Linked DNA regions of Homo sapiens: all the other regions are linked to region 1. The links are chromatin contacts, found by Hi-C in ENCODE. All regions are on one chromosome and are shown on one strand. Each heading gives the region's core, a stretch centred on a gene start or an enhancer-like site at or near the end of the contact. The rest is flanking DNA. Distances are from core to core; before and after follow the strand shown.

Region 1 (5,218 bases), core at 874-3,373:
TGTTTCCTCTTCAACTTACTCCAATCGTGTTTCTATCCCATTCATTCTACTAAACCAGATCCTCCTAAGGTCATCAGTGGAGTCTGTTTCCAGGTTCAGTAGGACAGCTCAGCCCTCACCTTCCCTGAAAGTACCACTGTCTTCCCCTCATTAGACTCTCCCTCATTCTTTCCCATTTCTCTTTCTAATTGCACTGGCAACTTTACCTCAGGCTCCTTTACATATTCTCCTTCTCTGCTCTACCTTTGAATGTTGAGGGTCTGCAGGACAAGGTTATGTCCTCATCTCATTGTCTCCTCTGTTTATAAGTGACTACATTCATTCCTATGTCCTTGTTACCAGACATGCAATAAAGAATCTTAAATTAATACCTTTGCCCATGGGATTTGTTGTTCACTCTAGACCCATATTCCCAATTGCGCATAAGATTTCTGCAATTTCATGTCTCCCAGGCACCTCAAAAAGGACATCTAATATTTTTCTTTCTCAACATCATTTGCACCTAAAGCTTCTAGTATGAGAACATCATTTTCTTTTACTTATCTTTGTAGTGTTTCATATAAGCGAAATTGGTACATCTTTACTGTTTCTTTTCCTGTAAGAATGAAAGCTCTTCAACACGGAAAGAAACTGTGTTTATTCACCTGTATTTCTTTTTTAAAATAACTTTTTAATTTTTGTGGGTACATAGTAAGTGTATATATTTATTGGTTACATGAGATATTTTGATACAGTCATGCAATGAGTACACCTGCATTGCTTGACATCAATTCCAAAATATGCCACTTTGATACTCACTTTATACATATTATGTAAATGGAATGAATGAATAGGTAAGTGTATATTACCGTCCATTCCTTGATTTGGTTCAGAAAACTAGTGTTTGGATTTTGGTTTTCGAATAAATAACTTCAAGAAGTTTTGTTTGAAAATAATTTAATAAATAACAAAATACAATATTTAACCAAATGGAAAGCTGAACATGTTTTGTTATCTTAATACAATGTAAAGGCAAACATTTGTTATATAAGAATATAAATAGTATAAATATGATAAAATGTAAGAATAAATAAATGAGTAAAAATAAATAACATCTTAGGGACTGATGCCCCTGAACCTAAGTCTTTTTAACATATACTGGCTTAATATACCGACAAAGTATTTGCAGAACTAATTCAGTCAATTCTGTGATTAAAGCCGAAATAAGAGTCTTTTGAATTGACCAGAGTCACATGTGCAAGTGTTATATGGCAAATTAATCAATGAGAATCATTTCAAGATGAGCCCAGGTCTCTATCTTTACTTCTCAGTCTTTCTTGCATGTTTGTTGATAAGAACAAGGATTTCATGATTTCCATTCTGACAACTTCCCAGGCACAGTCGCTGTATTTCTTCTCTTTCAGGTAGACACGGATTCCCTGGAAGTACCTCCTCAAGGTCAGTGCAGGGCTGCTAATTGCCCCAGCAGATTCTCCTTCTCCCACTACCTGCAGCAAGCAGGTCTCCAGGTGTTGCAGTTGCTGATGAAGTCCAGTGTGGAGTTGGTCTAGGAGGGTCATGTTCCAGGCAGCAGAGGAGCGCTCTGTGTGGAAGAGGCTGAAGATCTGCTGCAGCATCTCATGGAGGACAGACATGACATGGGCCTTCTGCAACTGGCTCCCTTTTACCATCTCCTGGGGGAACCTGAAGTCTCTTCTGTCCTTGAGACACAAGAAAGGGGAGATTCTCCTCATTTGGTGCAGAAGCACCAAGGTGTTCCTGCTAAGTAGGCCATGGTTCTGAGGCAGATCACAGCCCAGAGATCCAACAGGGCTATAGCTGGTCATCACTAGGGCTGCCAGTAGAGGGAACAGGAGGGCCATTGGGAAATGAGGATGCTCCTGGCTTTACTGAGCTGGGATATGGCTTAACCTTGGACCCTAGGTTTTCTGAAGACATTGCTTGTATGCATGGCTTTTAATAGGAAACACATGGTTTTCATTTTCTGAACATTTCTCTGTACTTTCAGTTTCTTTTACTGTTTTCATTTGTGTGTTCTCCCTATGACCTTAAGAGGATGACAACAATCTATTAATTTTGCATTAGACTTCAGCTAAACTCCAGTAAACTTCAGCTGTGTCAATACAAATGAATGCTTAATCAAATGAAAAACGTCTGGGTACTAAAGTCATAAGTGTATATACTATATGCATGTAAATAATCAGACACACACTACACTAACAATATATATATTATATATTTATGTATACACACTATAGTGAATATATGTATATATGTGTATATATAATATATATTCATATATATATGAAAAAAATCATTTTCTCTGTTCTAGAAGCAAAATTTTAACCCTTATTCTAGCCTCCATTTTTACCCTCCTTACTTTATGTAGGAAGTCAGGCCCTATAGGTTTCTATATTTGCTTCAGGTTTACCAGATCATCTGCAGCAAATAAGCTCTTTAGAACCAAGAACAGCATTTTGCTGTTGTTTGTTTGTTTTTTAGAGATGGGGTCTTAATCCGTCACCCAGGTTGGAGTGTGGTGGCATGATCAGAGGTCACTGCAGCCTTTAACTCCTGGGCTCAAGCAATCTCTGTGCCTCAGCCCCCTGAGTACCTGGGACAACAGGTGTGCACCATCATGCCTGGCTAATTTTTTTGTTGTTGTTGTTGTTAGAGATGAGGTCCCACTATGTTGTTCAGGCTGGTCTCAAACTCCTGGCCTGAAGCTGAGGCCTCCTGCCTCAGCCTCCCAAGTAGTTGGAATTACAGATATGAGCCAAAAACGCAGTTTTGTTTGCTGTTTTATTCACAACAGAGGATGATGATGATTAGCGAATGAGCTTCTCTGACATTTTTCTTCCTTCTAGAAAACATTCATGCAGGTCCATGTGGTTACGCTTCACTGGGACCACAAGGTGAAGATTAATATAGACACTGCTTTTTCTTTCCATCATTTGCTTACTGAGGTCAATAGTGCTCCCCTATCTGTCAATATCCCAGCTGGAATCCTGATTCTTTACAAGCGCATATGGATGTAGAGATTCTAATTCGCAGATATTTTACTTTCCCAGCGTCTCCTCACACACAAGGTAGTTATCACATCTAGTAATACCTTTTCCTCTAGAGTAACAAATACTCTCAACCCAAACTCTTCCAGACTCGCTCCCAGGGAGCAGTCTCACAACATCCTGATAACTTCAGAACTCTTTTGGTGAGAGGGTAGTGGTTACTTTGTGAGCAAAGCAACTAACCCTCCAAGACCCTTGCCGGTGCCCCTAGAGTGTTTGTCTGGAGGACCCTGGCTCTCAGTGGCGACCTCCTTTCCTCCTGACCCATGTGTCCAGGTATCAAAAGTTTCGACAGCCCTCAGGTACTGATAGCAAAGGTTTCTTTTGTCTAAGGAAGGTGGAAGGATTACCCAATTATAATCATTTTACCTTCATTAGTCAAATAATTTTCCACCATTTGCTTACTGAGGTCAATAGTGCTCCACTGGCTGTGTCAGTATCCCAGCTCGGAATCCTGACACGGTTTTTATTGTTCAATTCTTTTACGTAAGCTATTGAACATTTGTTATCCTCAGTGTTTCTCAGGTGGGCACAGGGGATCAATGATGATGTTGTCTTTCATTAGAAGCTTATATGTGCCAAATTTTCTAGATCCAGTCTATCGTTGTTGGACATTTGGGTTGGTTCCAAGTCTTTGCTATTGTGAATAGTCCCGCAATAAACATACGTGTGCATGTGTCTTTATAGCAGCATGATTTGTAATCCTTTGGGTATATACCCAGTAATGGGATGGCTGGGTCAAATGGTATTTCTAGTTCTAGATCCCTGAGGAATCGCCACGCTGACTTCCACAATGGTCGAACTAGTTTACAGTCCCACCAACAGTGTAAAAGTGTTCCTGTTTCTCCACATCCTCTCCAGCACCTGTTGTTTCCTGACTTGTTGATGATCGCCATTCTAACTGGTGTGAGATGGTATCTCATTGTGGTTTTGATTTGCATTTCTCTGATGGCCAGTGATGATGAGCATTTTTTCATGTGTCTTTTGGCTGCATAAATGTCTTCTTTTGAGAAGTGTCTGTTCATATCCTTCGCCCACTTTTTGATGGGGTTGTTTGTTTTTTTCTTGTAACTTTGTTTGAGTTCATTGTAGATTCTGGATATTAGCCCTTTGTCATATGAGTAGATTGCAAAAATTTTCTCCCATTCTGTAGGTTGCCTGTTCACTCTGATGGTAGTTTCTTTTGCTGTGCAGAAGCTCTTTAGTTTAATTAGATCCCATTTGTCAATTTTGGCTTTTGTTGCCATTGCTTTTGGTGTTTTAGACATGAAGTCCTTGCCCCTGCCTATGTCCTGAATGGTATTGCCTAGGTTTTCTTCTAGGGTTTTTATGGTTTTAGGTCTAACATTTAAGTCTTTAATCCATCTTGAATTAATTTTAGTATAAGGTGTAAGGAAGCACACCAGGGCCTGTTGTAGGGTGGGGGGAGGGGGGAGGGATAGCATTAGGAGATGTACCTAATGTTAAATGGCGAGTTAATGGGTGCAGCACACCAACATGGCACATGTATACATATGTAACAAACCTGCACGTTGTGCACATGTACCCTAAAACTTCAAGTATAATAATAATAAAAAAAGAAGCTTATATTACAGAAACTAGTGGTCTTCAGCTGCTCATCCAGTCATTGCAATTCTAAGGGTTCTTTCCTCCTCTATCTCTGACTCACTCTGACAGTGCAGGGAGGTTAGACCCTTGCTTTTCTGTCAGGGAGAAAGAGCCTTCCTTAATTTACTTATTTGTGATTGTTTTATTTTAAAATTTTGTACCTTATTTTTACATAGTGGTTTACTGGGTAAGGTTTGTCTTGCTGCTTCTGCATTACATTCCAGTTTATGACAAAATAACACAAATTAAAGGAAGTAAAAGAAAGGCAAAGGAACCATGCTATTTTGATCTATAATTTACATGAATTCAGATTTTTTTCTTTTTCATTTCAGCTTTCTTAGAAAGCAAAACTTGATAGTTGTTTTGGGGCAAGAAAGAAAACAGAAAATATAAGTCTGAATGTCATGAAAGTGAAAGAAGGGAAGTGGCTTTCTGCTCATAAAATGGCCAAGTATAAGTTAGCAAAATAAAATGCAGCAAAATCGATGACTAGGGGTTCTGGCAGAGGGGAAGAATGAGCCCAATGTTGAGGTACACAAAGG
Region 2 (5,218 bases), core at 1,246-3,745, 64 kb before region 1:
AGTTTCCTCTTGGCTGCTCTAGACACTGCCTGGACTCCGCATTGCTACTTGCTGATCTTGTCCTTGACTCCAGGAAAAAGAGGAGTTCGGCTACAGAAGGGCTTTTGGCAGAGCAGGGGTGGAGAGCTGGGGGAAGGATGAAGCTTGAGGGGGGCTTGACTGGTTTGAGTCAATGGCAGCAGGCCCCCCATGATGACATTTCTTGTTTGCATAGCCCGTGTGTGTGTTATCCACTTTGAACTGGAAGGGGGAGCCCTGAGTTCATTGTCTACACAATAGTAGCTTCTCTGGAACTCTTAATGAACAGATTACTTCTCCTGAAAGCTGCTTCTTTTAAAAGGAATTCAGATTTCTTTACTGCTCTAGGAAAAAATGCCTAGATACAAATAAAGACTTTTATGATGCTTCTCTTTGAACTTCTTTTTAAAATCTCCATTCACTAGAGACTGAATGAAATCATTATGTGACCATGGGCAGTTACTAAATTTCTTTGAGATTTAGTTTCCTCTCCTGTAAAATGGCAATAATGTACTTGTGCCTACCTGAGGGGTGCTTGTGGAGAAGATTAAATCCGATTATCTATGTGGGATCTCAGCACAGTGCCTATTTCATTAGAATTTCTCAGTAAACAGCAACTGCTAATGGCAGTAATAGCCACTATAACCCAAGTTCCCGAGTTTTGGTACAAAGACAAAAACCTAACCAGTCAGTCCATGCTGACCAGGTGCCCAAAGAGCTCCTAGAAAAGCTTGATTTTTTTCCCGGTGTAAGCCCTGGGAAAAATTAATGCCCTCTCTATCCCACCTAAACTTCCCTTTCTCCTATGTTTCCTGGCTTTTTGCTTGGTTTGAAACTGGACTTAAACTGCTGCACCTCTTTCATTTGGCTTTAGGAACTATGTGGCGTCCGCAATGCAGAGCAACAGAAAACTGGACAGGACATTCCTGGAATTCTGTATGAACAAGGCAGTGGGGACTGGAAGCAGGCTTAGTTTTTTGAAAAACTAGGGAGAAAACTAACCAGATGGCTAGGGTATAAAAAGGTTCTTCTTCCTCTGATGCCTGTGCCATGCCAGCAGACAGGGACCCACAGCTCCCCTAAGATACCCACACATCTTGGCTGTCCCATGATGAGCAGAATAAAGAGATTGCTGCTTAATAGTGTCATGGAAGTAAATGGGACTTCTCACCCTTAAGCTTGCAGGGATGGTGGGGGGCACATAATTATTTAAAAATCTTTCGAGGAGCAAAGTATCCCCCAAATAACGTGGGAAGGTTAGGGAGAACACAAAAGCTGACATATTCCTCTGGCTATTCCTGATGGCCAGCTCAATTCTAACTTTATGATGAGAGAATCTGGAGCACACAGTAGGAGGAATGGGAACCCCAGGTTTAGTTCCAGACCCTCCAGCTTTCCTTTTCTCTTTTAATCCCACAGCAGTTCATGCCATATTTATTCCCCCATAAGGTTCAGGTCCCCTTATTGTCTCTTACCTTATATATTCCACATGGCTTTCTTGAATTTTAAATTCCTTAAAGGCAGGGGCCAGAAAGTATACTACTTTGCAGGTATATTTTAAAAAGAACAACTAATAGGTACTTGGCAATTTTATAATATGGATGGTTATATAAATCAAATCGAAATTAAAACTGCCATGTTGACTTTTGCACCAAAAATAATTTATTTTCCAAAATAAAATTTAAATAAATAAAAATAACTCATAATTTAATAAAAATTTCAAAATCTTCTAGTGTCCTTTCATATGCAGTACATTAGCCATCAGTCACTTAAACAGCATCTGCTGGTTGAAGAATGCTTGAAGCAATTGTCCAGTCCCAGAGGCACAGGCTAGGAGATCTTCAGTTTCGGAGGTAACCTGTAAGTCTGTTAATGAAGTAAAAGTTCCTTAGGATTTCCACTCTGACTATGGTCCAGGCACAGTGACTGTACTCCTTGGCCTTCAGGTAATGCAGAATCCTCCCATAATATCTTTTCAGGTGCAGACTGCTCATGAGTTTTCCCCTGGTGAAATCTTCTTTCTCCAGTTTTTCTTCCAGGACTGTCTTCAGATGGTTTATCTGATGATAGACATTAGCCAGGAGGTTCTCAACAATAGTCTCATTCCAGCCAGTGCTAGATGAATCTTGTCTGAAAATAGCAAAGATGTTCTGGAGCATCTCATAGATGGTCAATGCGGCGTCCTCCTTCTGGAACTGCTGCAGCTGCTTAATCTCCTCAGGGATGTCAAAGTTCATCCTGTCCTTGAGGCAGTATTCAAGCCTCCCATTCAATTGCCACAGGAGCTTCTGACACTGAAAATTGCTGCTTCTTTGTAGGAATCCAAGCAAGTTGTAGCTCATGGAAAGAGCTGTAGTGGAGAAGCACAACAGGAGAGCAATTTGGAGGAGACACTTGTTGGTCATGTTGACAACACGAACAGTGTCGCCTACTACCTGTTGTGCCAGAGCAAAGGCTTCGAAAGGTTGCAGTTAGAATGTCCTTTCTCCATGGGTATGGCCTATTTATATGAGATGGTCCTCTCTCTATTCAGAGGAATTTCCCACTTTCACTTCTCCCTTTCAGTTTTCCTATGTCATTTACATTTTAGTAGTTTCTAAAACTCTTTATTTAAGCTCCTATCTTATGATATATATAATAGGGAAAAAGATTTACAAACTGTGAGGTTTTCTAATGTTTTTTAAAGTTTCAGTGAATGACTAAAGCAAATTGTAAAACAAGACTTGGGAGAAAGCAAAGGAAAGCAAACGACCTGAGAATTCAAGAACCTCAAAACACTAAAAGATACAGTTGGTCCTTCCTATCCATAGGTTCTGTATCCGTGGATTCTACTGACTGTAGATGGAAAATATTTTTTAAAAATACAATAAAAATAATAATACAACAACAAAAAATAATGTAAATTTTAAAGATACAGTGTTACAGCTATTTAGCATTTATATTGTATCAGGTATTATAAGTAATCTAGGGATGATTTAAAATATACAGAAATACATGTGCAGATTATATGCAAATACTGCAACGTTTTATAAGAGGGAATTGAGCATCCTCTGATTTTGGTATCTGTGGAGGCAGCGGGATGGTGGTCCTAGAACCAATCTTCTTTGGATACTGAAAGACTGAGAGATAGATTTACTGAAAAGTCAATCAGGGAATAGTAGCTGAAACTGCAAGGAGTTTTGCCCAATATGATAATAGATTAGTGTGAGAGGGCCTTGGAAACTTCTGAAAGGCACTGGAATAGTCTAGGGTATAAGAAATTTTCAAACCAACCAGTCACAGCCCTTTTGATCCTACACAGAGGAGAAACTGCCACAAGTGGAATCACACTTCAGCAGGATATAAACAACACAGACAAGGATAGAGAAGGCCCAACCAGGGTGGGATGGAGAACTCAGAAGGCAGGCTGCTATGTTTTTGACCATTTCACAAAAGCTAACAGAAGAGGGAGCTCTGTGAAGTTAGAAAAACCGCCCTGAACCACTTCCTGGTTCAGGAAAAATAAGCTCTTACAAGACCAAACAACAGAAAAGTATTAAGATGGAATCTCATACAAAGTTATTAATAGAAAAAAGAGAAGGCTTTGGGAAGATGGCTGATTAGAAGCAGTTGTGGTCTGTGGCACTCTGCTCTTTGGCCAGGATGGTCTGACTGCCCTGAGCCTGTCATGCTGTGAGAAAGCCCAAACTAGCTTACAAGGAGAGACCATGAAAATTGGCAGTGTATTTCAAAATTTAAAATTTCAAGCAATGAGATTGTTCCTTTAACTTGCAATACCGTTACTAGTTATTTACTATGGCTATCCCTGCAGAAATATGCATGTGTATGTGCATGTGTATTATAGATACATACAAAACATATATAAATGTTGATTATATTACTATCATAGTAACAAAGACAAATGTCCATCAGCAGGGAGCTTGTCAAGTAATACTATCACGTGGACAAGATGGAATATTATTCAGCCATCAAAAAGGACAATCAGCTGATATAGACACATATCACAGATACATTTAGTGAAAAGAGCAATACACATAAGAAAGGATATGATATTATCATTTGTTTTGTAAGTTACTAGAAAGGTATACATATGATGCTGTTATATGCATATGATTTTTTCCTTTGGGTAGAATTACTATCTATTAATAGTAGTTACCCTGGGGAATAATGCTGATGGGGTGAGGATGCAGCAAGGAAGAAAAATCTTTATCTTTTCACTTCATACCTTTAGAACTATCTGCATATGAGTTTTTCCTTGTAATGAGAAGAGGTCTGGGAAATAGGGTTATTAGGCCACTAGGGAATTAGGTTGTTACATTTGTAATTTCGTGCACTTGGAGAAAATTTAATAAATATTACTAAATTTTAACATTTATTTTGTTTTATTTGCATTTAAAATGTTCTATTATGAGCATATATTATTTTTGTCATTAGGAAATTTGAAAGACACCAGTTAATATTGAAAAATAGAACATAAAATTGTACATACAACATGATTATGCAAAAATATGTAGAGAAAATTAATAAAAGGAAGTAAACCACCATTTTAATAGTGGCTTGATTTGGCTTGTGAAACTAAAGAGTGATTTTTTTCCTCCTTTTATTCTTTGTATTTTCCAATTTTCCACCAGTAAACAAGTATTGTTTCATAATAGACTAATTTACATTATAAAATAAACGAGTCCCAACCTTTCTGGTTATTCTGCCTCTCTATGGGTTTCATTCTCTCTGGCCTTTTGGCCTTTGCAGGCCAGCTCTTAGCAAGACCTTGGCCATCTCATGCATTTTAAAAACAATGAGTTTCAGAATATTAAAAAAAACTCGGCTCTTCCACTCAAAAATGTCTGTTATGTCAGTATTTGAGTAATTCCTTGGGGTTTTGACGAGCATTCTCGGATTAGTCTGGAATCATCCATGGCTCATAGCACAAAAGCCAATGCAAGGAGCTTCAGAGGTTAGTCAACCTAGAGATGGCTGTCCCTCTCAGGAAAGAGGAGACAGTCTATAGAGTCTGGTCACTGGGGCCTGCTCCTATAGAATGACTTGCAGGCTTGTATATAGTTGACCTTTCCAGGTGCAACAGAAGGCCTCATCACTGCCCACATCAAATGGTCTCTTATCCTCCATCCGGAAATGGTCCTTAGAGAGTTCATAATCTAATACAATAAAAACAACAGTAGTGGCGGTAGTACTAGTTATC
Region 3 (5,218 bases), core at 893-3,392, 46 kb after region 1:
TCCTAAAGTATTGAGAAAGAGATTCTCTTTTCCAGTTTCTGATTTTATTTTATGAAACAAATGTGTCAGTTTTTACTGACATTTAACGGAATATTAATCAAAATAATGATCAATTACTATTGTAAATTTTATATTTTATGTGTTTAATATATAAAATATTAAATGTATTAATATGATTTACCAGTGCATCACATTTATGAAATTTATTCATTGACATGTATTTTCAAAAAGGAAACACTATGCAGATAAAAGATAATCCACATTTTTGGGTGTACCAACTTATTACTTCCCTCCATTGCAAAGGCAGATATCTCACAATTTTCTATATGTGTTATCTTGATTTTTCTTTTTTGATTCACTCTTCTACTTACCGCAGTATGGCTTCTGCTGATTAATTCTATCAATCCAGCTCTCAGTAAGCTCTGCATTGCCCTCTATTTTCTTGCTATAGTGCTCAGTTTTAATTCACATTTTCCATAAGTCTATTGATTCTTTTTCTAAGCACATTTATTTTCTAAATCAACTTTTATCACCATTCCCTCTCATCCTTCTAAAGTTAAGGTATTCCACCTCTGTTTTCTTTGTGTCTCTTCTGTTCCCACACTTTAATGGTGGAAGGTCCTCAGAATCCAGTTTAAGTCTTTTTTTCCCTCTCCACTTCCTCCCCACATGACAGCCTTCATTTTAGGCCTTTCCATTGCCAGTTATGAATGTCCAGATATTGTATTCCTTGGAAACTGCAAATTCACATATCTGACTTGCAATGTACATTTTCAATTACATGTTGAAGTCAGTTTACAGAGAATATCTGTGCTTTTATTTCCAGATATGTCTCAATCTACATTCTGCTAAGAGGAATTCATTGTTTTTTTACTTCCTCACATTATAGCAGTTAGCATCACTGATATTAATTCAGCATTATTATTGTTTTTAGATTTCTTTCCTGACAAAAATAAAAGATACAAGAGAAGAGGGACTGTATATTTTATGTTCACATTTATATCCTGAAGGCAACATATAACCAGGTACAGAAAAATATGTTTTTTTATAACTTGAATAAAATTATGATAGGTAACTTAATTAAATCATCTATTTTTAAGTCAGGTTGTAAAGTCAGCCTTGGCATTTTATCTTAAGGAATAAACAAACACAAGAAATTTTGTATAGTAAAAATTTAATGAAAAAGGAAATTAATATATTGGCTAAATATGAAGAACATATATTGTTACATTCACCACAATGTAAAGGTACTCATGATATCACATAAAAAATAATTTAAATTTTAAAAATAAATAAATATTTAAATAAATAGATGAACAGAGACATCAGCATTGTCATCTGTAAAGGACTAGTGCCTGCACAGGTATACACCAAGCTTCTTCACACTGCTGAAAACATTTGAAAATTTTGATTCAACTCGTGGTGGTTATAGAAGTGAGTCTTTGAAATGGAAGAACTCATGAAAGTGTGAGATAATGTATTAGTCAATCAGGATCATTTCCATGTTGAACCAGGTTTCAATCCTTCCTCCTTAATCTTTTTTGCAAGTTTGTTGAAAACGAGAGGGATCTCATGATTTCTGCTCTGACAACCTCCCAGGCACAAGGGCTGTATTTCTTCTCTGTTAGATAAAGAGTGATTCTTTGGAAGTATTTCCTCACAGCCAGGATGGAGTCCTCATTCATCAGGGGAGTCTCTTCCACCCCAACCTCCTGTATCACACATGCTTCCAGGTCATTCAGTTGCTGGTAAAGTTCAGTGGAAAATTTTTCTAGGAGGCTCTGTTCCCAAGCAGCAGATGAGTCCTCTGTGCTGAAGAGATTGAAGGTCTGCTGGATCATCTCATGGAGGACAGAGATGGCTTGAGCCTTCTGGAACTGGTGGCCATCAAACTCCTCCTCGGGGAATCCGAAATCATGTCTGTCCTTCAGGCAGGAGAAATGAGAGATTCTTCCCATTTGTGCCAGGAGTATCAAGGCCCTCCTATTACCCAGGCTGTGGGTCTGAGGCAGATCACAGCCCAGAGAACAGATGGATTTGTAGCTGAGCACCAGCACGGCCATCAGTAAAGAAAAGGACAGGGCCATTGGGATGTTGCAAATATTGCTAGGCTACTTGAGATGGATAACCTTGAACTTCGGCCTCTAGGTTTTCTGAAGACTTTGCTCTGTGCATAGGTCTTAAATAGTGAACATACTAATTTCCATTTTCTAAATTCCCTAGTTGTACTTTCTATCTCTGTTTTTGCTTTCTTTATGCACTCTCTACATGTGTTTAAAAAGTTTTTCATTTTTTTTCATCATTGCCTATTTTTCACCTGCACTCAAAGGCTTTTATGGTATTTTTTTCTAATTGAAATCTTCATGAAATTTTAATAACACAGATTTGGCATATCTATTTATGTATATTACGTATACCTCTACTTCACAGATAAAAACTACAAAGTTTGCTCTTTTTATTCAAAGTAAAGAATGACAGAAAAGTTAAACTAAAATTTAAGTTTAAAAGCTATTGACATTTAACTTAATTTGATAAGTATATTTGTGGAATAACTTTTAGTGTAATTTGTTCATGTAAATTTTGTATCAAAGTACATATGCAAAATAAAAATCTATATAGATACACATTAATAATATGAATATAATTACATATCCAATCATTCAAAACTCCTAAAAATATGAATGAATAATTTTTTAAAATTTTTCTCTTAGTGTATGAAGCTTTGAATTTTGCTTTATATGACAAAATAATTTGTAAACTTCACCAGCTGCAGTATTCATCCAGATGTTGCCAACACTTTTTTCTTTTCAGCACTTGACATAAATATTGATGTGTTGAATAACTTTACTAGAAATAAATCATATAATATAAGCTATTTGCATTGAATTCTCAAAGTCTACAAAACATCTTGAAGAACTGAGGATCAAACATAAGTAAGAACCATAAGATAGTCAATGGCAGCCCAAAGATATGCAGGTTAAAGCCACATATTGTGATAAGACCTTAAGATCCAGCAAAAAATGGACAAAAAGTCCTCCAATCACAGTCATCTATTTGCCATAGGTTTGTAACACTGGTCTTACAAATATTTTGTTTATCTTCATGAACTCAATACCAGTGCTTCTCATATCATACACAAAAAAACCCAATGAGAAAGATATATATTAAGCAATGAAATTTTGTTGGATAGAATTGTTGGAGAGTCACAAACTATTGTAATATGTCAGATTTGTTTACACTACGAGAACTAATTTTCGTACCCTTAGAAGAAGTGTCATTCCAATAAACATATGTGACTTAGAAAATATTATGAATTAAATTATTTTTGGCATTTTTCATTGAAGTTCATATTCCCTAAAGGTTTTCAGAAGTTCCTATCCAAGTCAATTCTTATCAAATAAAAAAGACCATCTTTGTTGTAAATTCATAAATTTATAATTATTGAATATTATCATGTAAAGAATTAACTTTCAGAGTGATCCTGAACTCTGGCTCTACCTTTTTGTTGTTTTTTTTTTTTTTGCATAAGAAGTTTTTTTTTGCATAAGTAGGCCCTATAGATACTGAGTCCTTAAATGGAATGAGGTCTGTTTTAGCAAATCAGCTATTTAGTAAGTGGAGTTTTTACTAGTTTCTCATTTTTTCTTCTACTGGAAAGTGTTCAAGAATGAAGCTATTTTGCTTCCTCATGGCCATATTTGCTGGGATTGTAATAGACAATCACAAAAATTTCCATTCAGTGTTTACTGAGAGTCAGTAATGCCCATTTAGTTTACTGCTAAAACCACTGGGATTCTAGTTTTTTTTAAGTGCATGTAGATCTGGGGATTCAAGTTGCAAGAGCAGCATAATATCATCCTTTGCCTAGCACTATATTAACTATTTATGACTTCATCTCTAATCTGTCCTCTACTTTGTTATAATAGAAAATAACTAGCCTGGTGTCAAATGCAGAGTCACATATCTAAATTCAAACTCTCCAATTCACACAGTTTATAGGAGTCAGACAATTTGCTATTCCCAAAAGTATGGAATAATAGCCTCTCTTCCCCAAATAATCCTACAGCTTTCCTTCCCTGGATCAAATCCCGAGAATGTGTATGTGAACTGTGAAGACTTGTGACATCATTTTTCCATCATTTATAAATTTCAGCTTTAAATCATGTGATAATCTTTTAATGACACGGGTAGAAAATGAGCCGGTTTATATAAGGTAGAAATTATGAAATGGATCAATTTTAGAAAATAACCAAACACATTTTATTATTCATTATTTTAAATAATTCATTTAAATTCTTTATATCATTGAACAATTAAAATATTCTACATTGTGAAATGTGCACAGGGGTTTCCATAAATAGGAGCTTTCATTTCAGAAATGTATATTTTGTACATTGATTTAGTTGTTGATCCAGTCAACACATTTTTATTGAATTTTGGGCTCATCCTTTTATTAGACCCTGAGAATACAGGGCAATTTTGCCCAAGTTATTATTCTTAGTCTTTGAAACACTGGGGGAGAGAGTATTTTTTTCTTTGTTCGCTTGAGAGTGTATTGGGAATTTTTGCATATTCATTTTTCATGTTGTATTTTACTGTGAAAATTGGTTTTTCTATACTTTGATTTCTTTCATTTTCACATTCAGGTTAGTGTCAATGAAAGAATACAAATATAATTTTTAAATGGACTATACAATGGTTCTATGTGGTATTCACAACAGCAAATATATTTATATTTCTCACTTCACTTTTCCTAGAAAGTAAAAGTGGTCTGATTTTTCATCTTAATTTATGGGAACAAAAAGAAAACAAATGTATGTCTAAATGTGATAAACATGTAAGAGGAGAAATACTTAATGCAAATGACAAGTTAATGGGTACAGCAAACCAACATGGCACATGTATACCTATGTACCAAACTTGCCCGTTGAGCACATTTACCCTGGAACTTAAAGTATAGTACAAAAAAAAAAAATGACCAGAGGGGAACTTAGAAAATATCTTGAGACCGATGAAAATGAAAACACAACATACCAAGACGTATGTGATGCAGTGAAAACAGAGCTAAAGGGGAAATTGAAAGCTGTAAAAGCTTATATTAAAAAAGAAGAAAGACCTCAAACCAATGAACTACTTTACAAGTTAAGGAACTAGAAAAAGAAGAAATAAACACATAGTAAGGAAGAGGAAGAAAATAAGAAAGACTAAAGCAGACCCC
Region 4 (5,218 bases), core at 1,043-3,542, 45 kb before region 1:
TGGGTAGTGACTGTGGTGTAGCTTCAGATTGCATTTGGAGAAAAGTCCATTGGAAAAGCATGGGGAAGGGAGGTAATGAGGACGCAAAAGGCAGAAGAGCTTCGTTCAAAAACAGTACCCTCCACAATAATAAAATGAAGGGTAATCTCACCAAAGTCTTAATTACATTGGAAAATTTTGCTCAGTGACCAAGAAAGTTCCTGTGAAACTTGGGAATTACAAAGGAAAAGCCTAAGTTCAGGGGAAGGAAAAAGAAGAATTGTTTTTCTCTCTTCAACCTGCTGTTTCCCTCTCACCCTCATTCAGTTCCTGAAGCTGCTTCTTTCCATGCTGGGCTTTATAACCGCAAGCCAACAGCTAGTTGGGTAGGGAATCCACCTTCAGACCTCCGACCTCGTGTGAAGAGGCAGAGCATGCCGCTGAGATCTATGTGCCACTGGTTTCAGACATTTCTCTGTTCCTTTTCCCTTTCCCACATCCTGGATGTCTTGTCATAGTCAAAGGCCTTTGACTAGATCCATTCGTTAGTTTCCGTTCTGTCACCTAAGAATCCAGGAGAGACTAGGCCACTTCACGGGGGCTCTGCCTGTCTTGTTAATGTCGGGATTCCTGACATGATATTAAAATAACGGCACCTTGGACATTGAGAAAACTGCAGAATCAAGAAGGTCATTCACTGACTTTGTCTCACCTTTCTTTGTGAAAGCTGGTCATAAGATAATTATCTGTCCTATCTCCCCTGAAAGTATGTCGTAAGACCCCCATGTGACAGGTGTCCTTCCCTGCTTCTGGAGGAAAGGAATAAAGACACAGGGACACCAAGAATAATCTGAACAGCAGGCCTTCCTAAGTCCCCCCTCAGTTTATTAACAATACTTCATATCCCCTTTGTGTCCAATATGCTTTTACATGACTGTCCATTTTTCATTAAACCTAAGCATAAAAATAGACAGTTTCTCTGGGTCTTTGGATCTTCATTTCTAAAGCCTCTTGTCTCCCATGAAAATTAGTTTAAAAAATTAGTTATGGTTTTCTCTTGTTAATCTTCTTTTATTATAGGGGTATTAACCATGAACCTAGCAATAGGTGAGAAAAGGCACTACTTTTTTTTCCCACACTAATGACAACTTCTGCCTTATGCAAACACAACCAGAGGGTCCTACAGTCTTCACCGCCAGCCACAGTTGGAATGGTCTCATCAATGGATTGATGGCCCAGGGACGCACAAGGGCTGTGCTGAGGCTCAGGAAACAATCCCCCAAAATGACGGCCACAGAAGCAGCCTCAGAAGCAAAACTTTCTCTGACTTTCTCCTGCCCTTCTCTCTGTGGCCCCTTATTCTCTAGAATCTCTCTAGAATCCCTCTTCCCAAGGCAGGCCATAGAAACCAGAATTCCCTTCCCCAAAGCCAGCCATAAAACCTAAACATATTACTTCAACCTCCTCCTTGCCTTTCTGTGTAAAAGCTGACCATAAGGAAATTATGTGACCTGCCTTATCTGATGGTAGAATATAACTCCATTCAGAGAGGGCCCTGCCCCATTCCCAGAGTAAGGAATGTTGCACAAACAAACCCAGAAGAATCTAGACAGACAGGCCTTGCTAGGCTTCCTCACTCAGTCTATTAGCATTAGATCATGCCCTTTTTGTCCAGTCATTTTTCTACATAGCTGTCCAATTCTTCATTAACCTAAGCATAAAAATGGTATCTTTGGGCTTTCATTCTGAAGGCTCCCATGTCACATGAAACTACTATACAATTAATTTGTATGGCTTTTTGCCTATTAATCTGCCTTTTGTCAGATGATTTTTCAGTGAAGCTTCAGAGGTCAAAGGGCTAATTTTCCCCTGGCCCCTACAGCTGCCCACCCAACATTTCTTACCAGGTGCTACCTGGACTCCCTCTGCTAGAAGCTCCACATTGGCCCTATCCAATACAGTCTTCAGTCACCCTCCAGCCTGGGTTTACTTTTCCCTTTGGATACCAGGCATTTCTCTGAGCTGTATGTTATTTAATCCTCACAACCATACTCAGGGGTAAATGCAGCCAGGCCTAGGGTTAAGAAGAGAATACACAGACAACACACTTACAGCAGCTGCTGAATAAGCACCAGCTCCATTCCCTTCACAAACACGTGGACATGTCTATTTTTGGTTTTTCTGTGGGTGCTTCCTATCTTGGAAGCAGTTTCTGGTGCTTCTACAAAGTGAAACCAAAACCCTGTACATCATTAAAACTTACAACCAATTACATTTTTATTTCATCATCAGGGGCTGTACGATGAACCAGGTGGTGCAAAAATAACAATGAGGGTGATGCAACAAGTGAAAAGGAAACTAAATGTGAATTGTCGAATTGGAATTGAAGAATGGAGCGGGTATTCCCCTTTGCCCTGGTGCTTGCCTGAGGCAAGTGCTGCTTATCTTCACAAAGCAGAAGATTCTTCTGGCTGCCTGGAAGATGCCTCTGTTATTTTAGTGAAAACATTTAGCTCCTCGAAAGGTAGAGAGAACCAAGAGGTAAAGTGTGCCATTGTAGACAGCTGGTGTGTGTGCCAGGTAGCAGTGCTTCTGTCTACATCCTGGGATATTTGCTGCGAAATGATTGGCTCAGTCACCAAGTGAATGGCTCTTTCTGCCTCTCCCTTGTGAGTAGTTGAGCTGGCATTAAAAAGTTCCTGGCTAGTTCTTTTGAAATTACCTCACCTTCCTGCAGACCTAGAACATTAGGGAATAATCCTCTAATCAGTTTCAAATAGGAGAGCTCACATGTAAGCAGCCTTATTTAAGTGCCAGGCATCATTCTGAGCATGTTATATAAATTAAACAATTAATCCTCACCACAGTTTTATGAGGTAGGACTGTGGTTATCTTAATTTTACAGATAAGGGAACTGGGCAACGAGAGGTCTGTTTCCTTTCCCCGTTATGACATCCCAAAATAGCATTTTGCTCCTTGAGTTCTAGTAGGAACATTCAAGGCCTGGTTGGCCTTTCCCATCTCTCACTCTGGACCCCTGGAGGGAAGAAAACTTGGTCTTATTCCTAGCTCTCATTTTTCACTTATTTCTTATTTTTAGAAAATGTGCAATTCTGCCAACTCTTTGCTTTAGCTCTTGCTTTCAAATGACTTGCACATCTCTGTCCTTTCTCCCCTTTTCCAAAATTTTCAATGTCATTTGCATCCTTCCATCAGTTCTAAAATGCTAGTTACTTGTGGATGTCTCTCCATTTTACGCCCTGTTCTGAGCCTATGGCTCTTTGCAAATTCAGCACTTGCGGAACACTCATCATTCTGTTCGGTAATCGATGTTTTGTTTTATCCTCTCTTTTCCAGAAGATTCGTGTTTTAAATCTGAACTTTGTCTCCCCAGTCATTAGCACAGTAGCCAATGGTAAAAAGTTAAGTATTGTTTATTGAATAAATATAATGCTGCAATATATGCTTCAATGAGTTTGTGACTGTCAGATATCAAGGAGTTGTCTTGGCAATGTTTGCTGAGGGTTCATTTAATGAATTCTCTTGACAAGAATTTGAGCTCCACCTATCTCATGAGCACATTGATGGGCAATGTGAACAAAGGGAAAATAAAATTCAAAAGAGAATACAATTTATGTTGAAAAGAACATTAAATATTATTTTAGATAAATGTAGCCCCAACACATGTGAGTCTTCTTGCCCCTTCTCTGACTCTCTTGGCATCCAAAAGAAATGCAAATCCATAATCAAAAGTCTTTAAATTTTAATATAGTTCCTCATTAAGGCCCTTGAAGAGACAGCAAAGTGGCAAATTATGTCATAAGTCTATTCAGTAAAACATACTTAGTTCCCGTTTTAACAGGAAATAGAAGCAAATGGAAAACTAACCAATTCATTTTATGAGAATAAAATCATACAACGCAGATAATAAGATCAGCCAACAAATTATAGGACACTTTTATAAACATGAAGATAAAAGTACCATGTTAAATATTAGGAAGTGAAACCCAAAGATGTGCTGTAAATAAAAAACTAGAATGTAACCAAGAATACAATGGTAGCATACGATAATCTGTTCATGTAATTATTAGTATGTGACAAAGGGAAAAAATATACTGATCTCACAAGGTACCAATAAACTCCCACATTAATTAAAAAGCAATACCTTAGCCTACCAAGGCTAGAACCAGTTTAACTCTGATAAATGTTATTGCATCTATTAAGAGTGCCTTCTACTATAAGTAACAGACAACTTAGCTAATTGAGTCTAAAATAATGAAGACATTTGCTCAGTCCACATAATTGGAAATCTGTAGGGCAGTATTCCTACAAGGATGATAGAGAGTTCCCATTGCTGCACATGTCGCCAGCATTTGGTACCATTAGCGTTCTGAACTTTGATCATTCGAGCAGGTGTGTAGTGCCTCCACATTCGTTATTGTAGAACTAGGCCTATAGCAGCAAGGAGAATCTGTGAGAATGTAACACAAGGATTAGGCTTTTTTTCCCCCAAATGACTAGTTGACTGTCCCAACATGGGCTTTTCCCATTGGTTTGAAAAGCCACTTTTACTGTATGCAAAGAAACAATAAATTCAATTTTCTTCTTCTTAACTTTGATTCTGTTTTCTTGACCGATTTCTCTATTCTTGCAATAATCCCGCTTTCTGCAGTCTTACAAGATCATTTTATATTTTACAAGGCAAGTCCCTCTGTAAATTTATTCCTTTCTCAGATTTTCTGATGTATTATTTTTTGATACATTTTGTAGTCAGCTTGTCAAATTCCAATTAAAAATCTTGTTGACGTGTTGTTTGGGAATGCATTGAATTTATGTATAAATGTATAATAAAGCAATTAAAAACAATTCAGTAGATTTTTATTTACTAATAGAAAAAATCTCTAAGATCTATTATTAAGTAAAAAAAGAAACATGATATTTATGAAATACAAACACACTTAATATCCACTGAATATTTCTATATGTATAAATTTATTAAATAAATGAGGAAATGACTAAAAGGATACTCATTAAAGTATTAACTATGTGAAATTGGGATGGTAACAGGTCAATATGACTTTTCACTTGTATGAATTATTCTAATTTTTAATCATGACAATACATTCATGTATTTTTTATAAATATAAATAAACTCAAGAAATCTTTTTTAGTTCTCTAAAGTAACACTCCTTAGGGCAGTTACTTAACTTTGCATCTGCTTATCCATCTTTTTGTGAGC

What was found. A loop is a pair of places that touch in the nucleus more often than their neighbours do. Pooled maps may share reads with other maps.
Region 2: a map of posterior cingulate gyrus shows a loop between it and region 1 (5-fold over the local background). The contact joins the promoter of IFNB1 here to the promoter of IFNW1 in region 1. A Hi-C loop is called at or near these places in 3 of 168 maps with a recorded cell type or tissue (left ventricle myocardium superior, posterior cingulate gyrus and sciatic nerve).
Region 3: a loop to region 1 is called in a map of esophagus muscularis mucosa, with 6 times the contacts of the local background. The contact joins the promoter of IFNA4 here to the promoter of IFNW1 in region 1. A Hi-C loop is called at or near these places in 1 of 168 maps with a recorded cell type or tissue (esophagus muscularis mucosa).
Region 4: a loop to region 1 is called in a pooled map, with 4 times the contacts of the local background. The contact joins the enhancer-like site here to the promoter of IFNW1 in region 1. A Hi-C loop is called at or near these places in 2 of 168 maps with a recorded cell type or tissue (posterior vena cava and sciatic nerve) and 6 of 50 pooled maps.

The regions. Positions count from the first base shown.
Region 1 is chr9:21,139,709-21,144,926 of GRCh38, forward strand. It overlaps IFNW1 (interferon omega 1), which reads right to left and starts at 2,124. Exons shown (of 1, transcript NM_002177.3): 1 at 924-2,124. The coding sequence starts at 1,862. The coding sequence ends at 1,275. RefSeq lists enhancers at 1,799-1,938, 2,029-2,078.
Region 2 is chr9:21,075,447-21,080,664 of GRCh38, forward strand. It overlaps IFNB1 (interferon beta 1), which reads right to left and starts at 2,496. Exons shown (of 1, transcript NM_002176.4): 1 at 1,658-2,496. The coding sequence starts at 2,423. The coding sequence ends at 1,860.
Region 3 is chr9:21,185,445-21,190,662 of GRCh38, forward strand. IFNA4 (interferon alpha 4) reads right to left here and starts at 2,143. Exons shown (of 1, transcript NM_021068.4): 1 at 1,174-2,143. The coding sequence starts at 2,087. The coding sequence ends at 1,518. It also overlaps the pseudogene IFNWP9.
Region 4 is chr9:21,094,204-21,099,421 of GRCh38, forward strand. No RefSeq gene overlaps it. Among named protein-coding and RNA genes, the nearest start is that of IFNB1, 19 kb to the left of the region's middle. RefSeq lists enhancers at 2,120-2,389, 2,287-2,581. Within about 2 kb of position 2,293, at least 10 of the 41 ENCODE cell types and tissues checked have a DNase peak (open chromatin) inside an H3K27ac peak, as active enhancers do.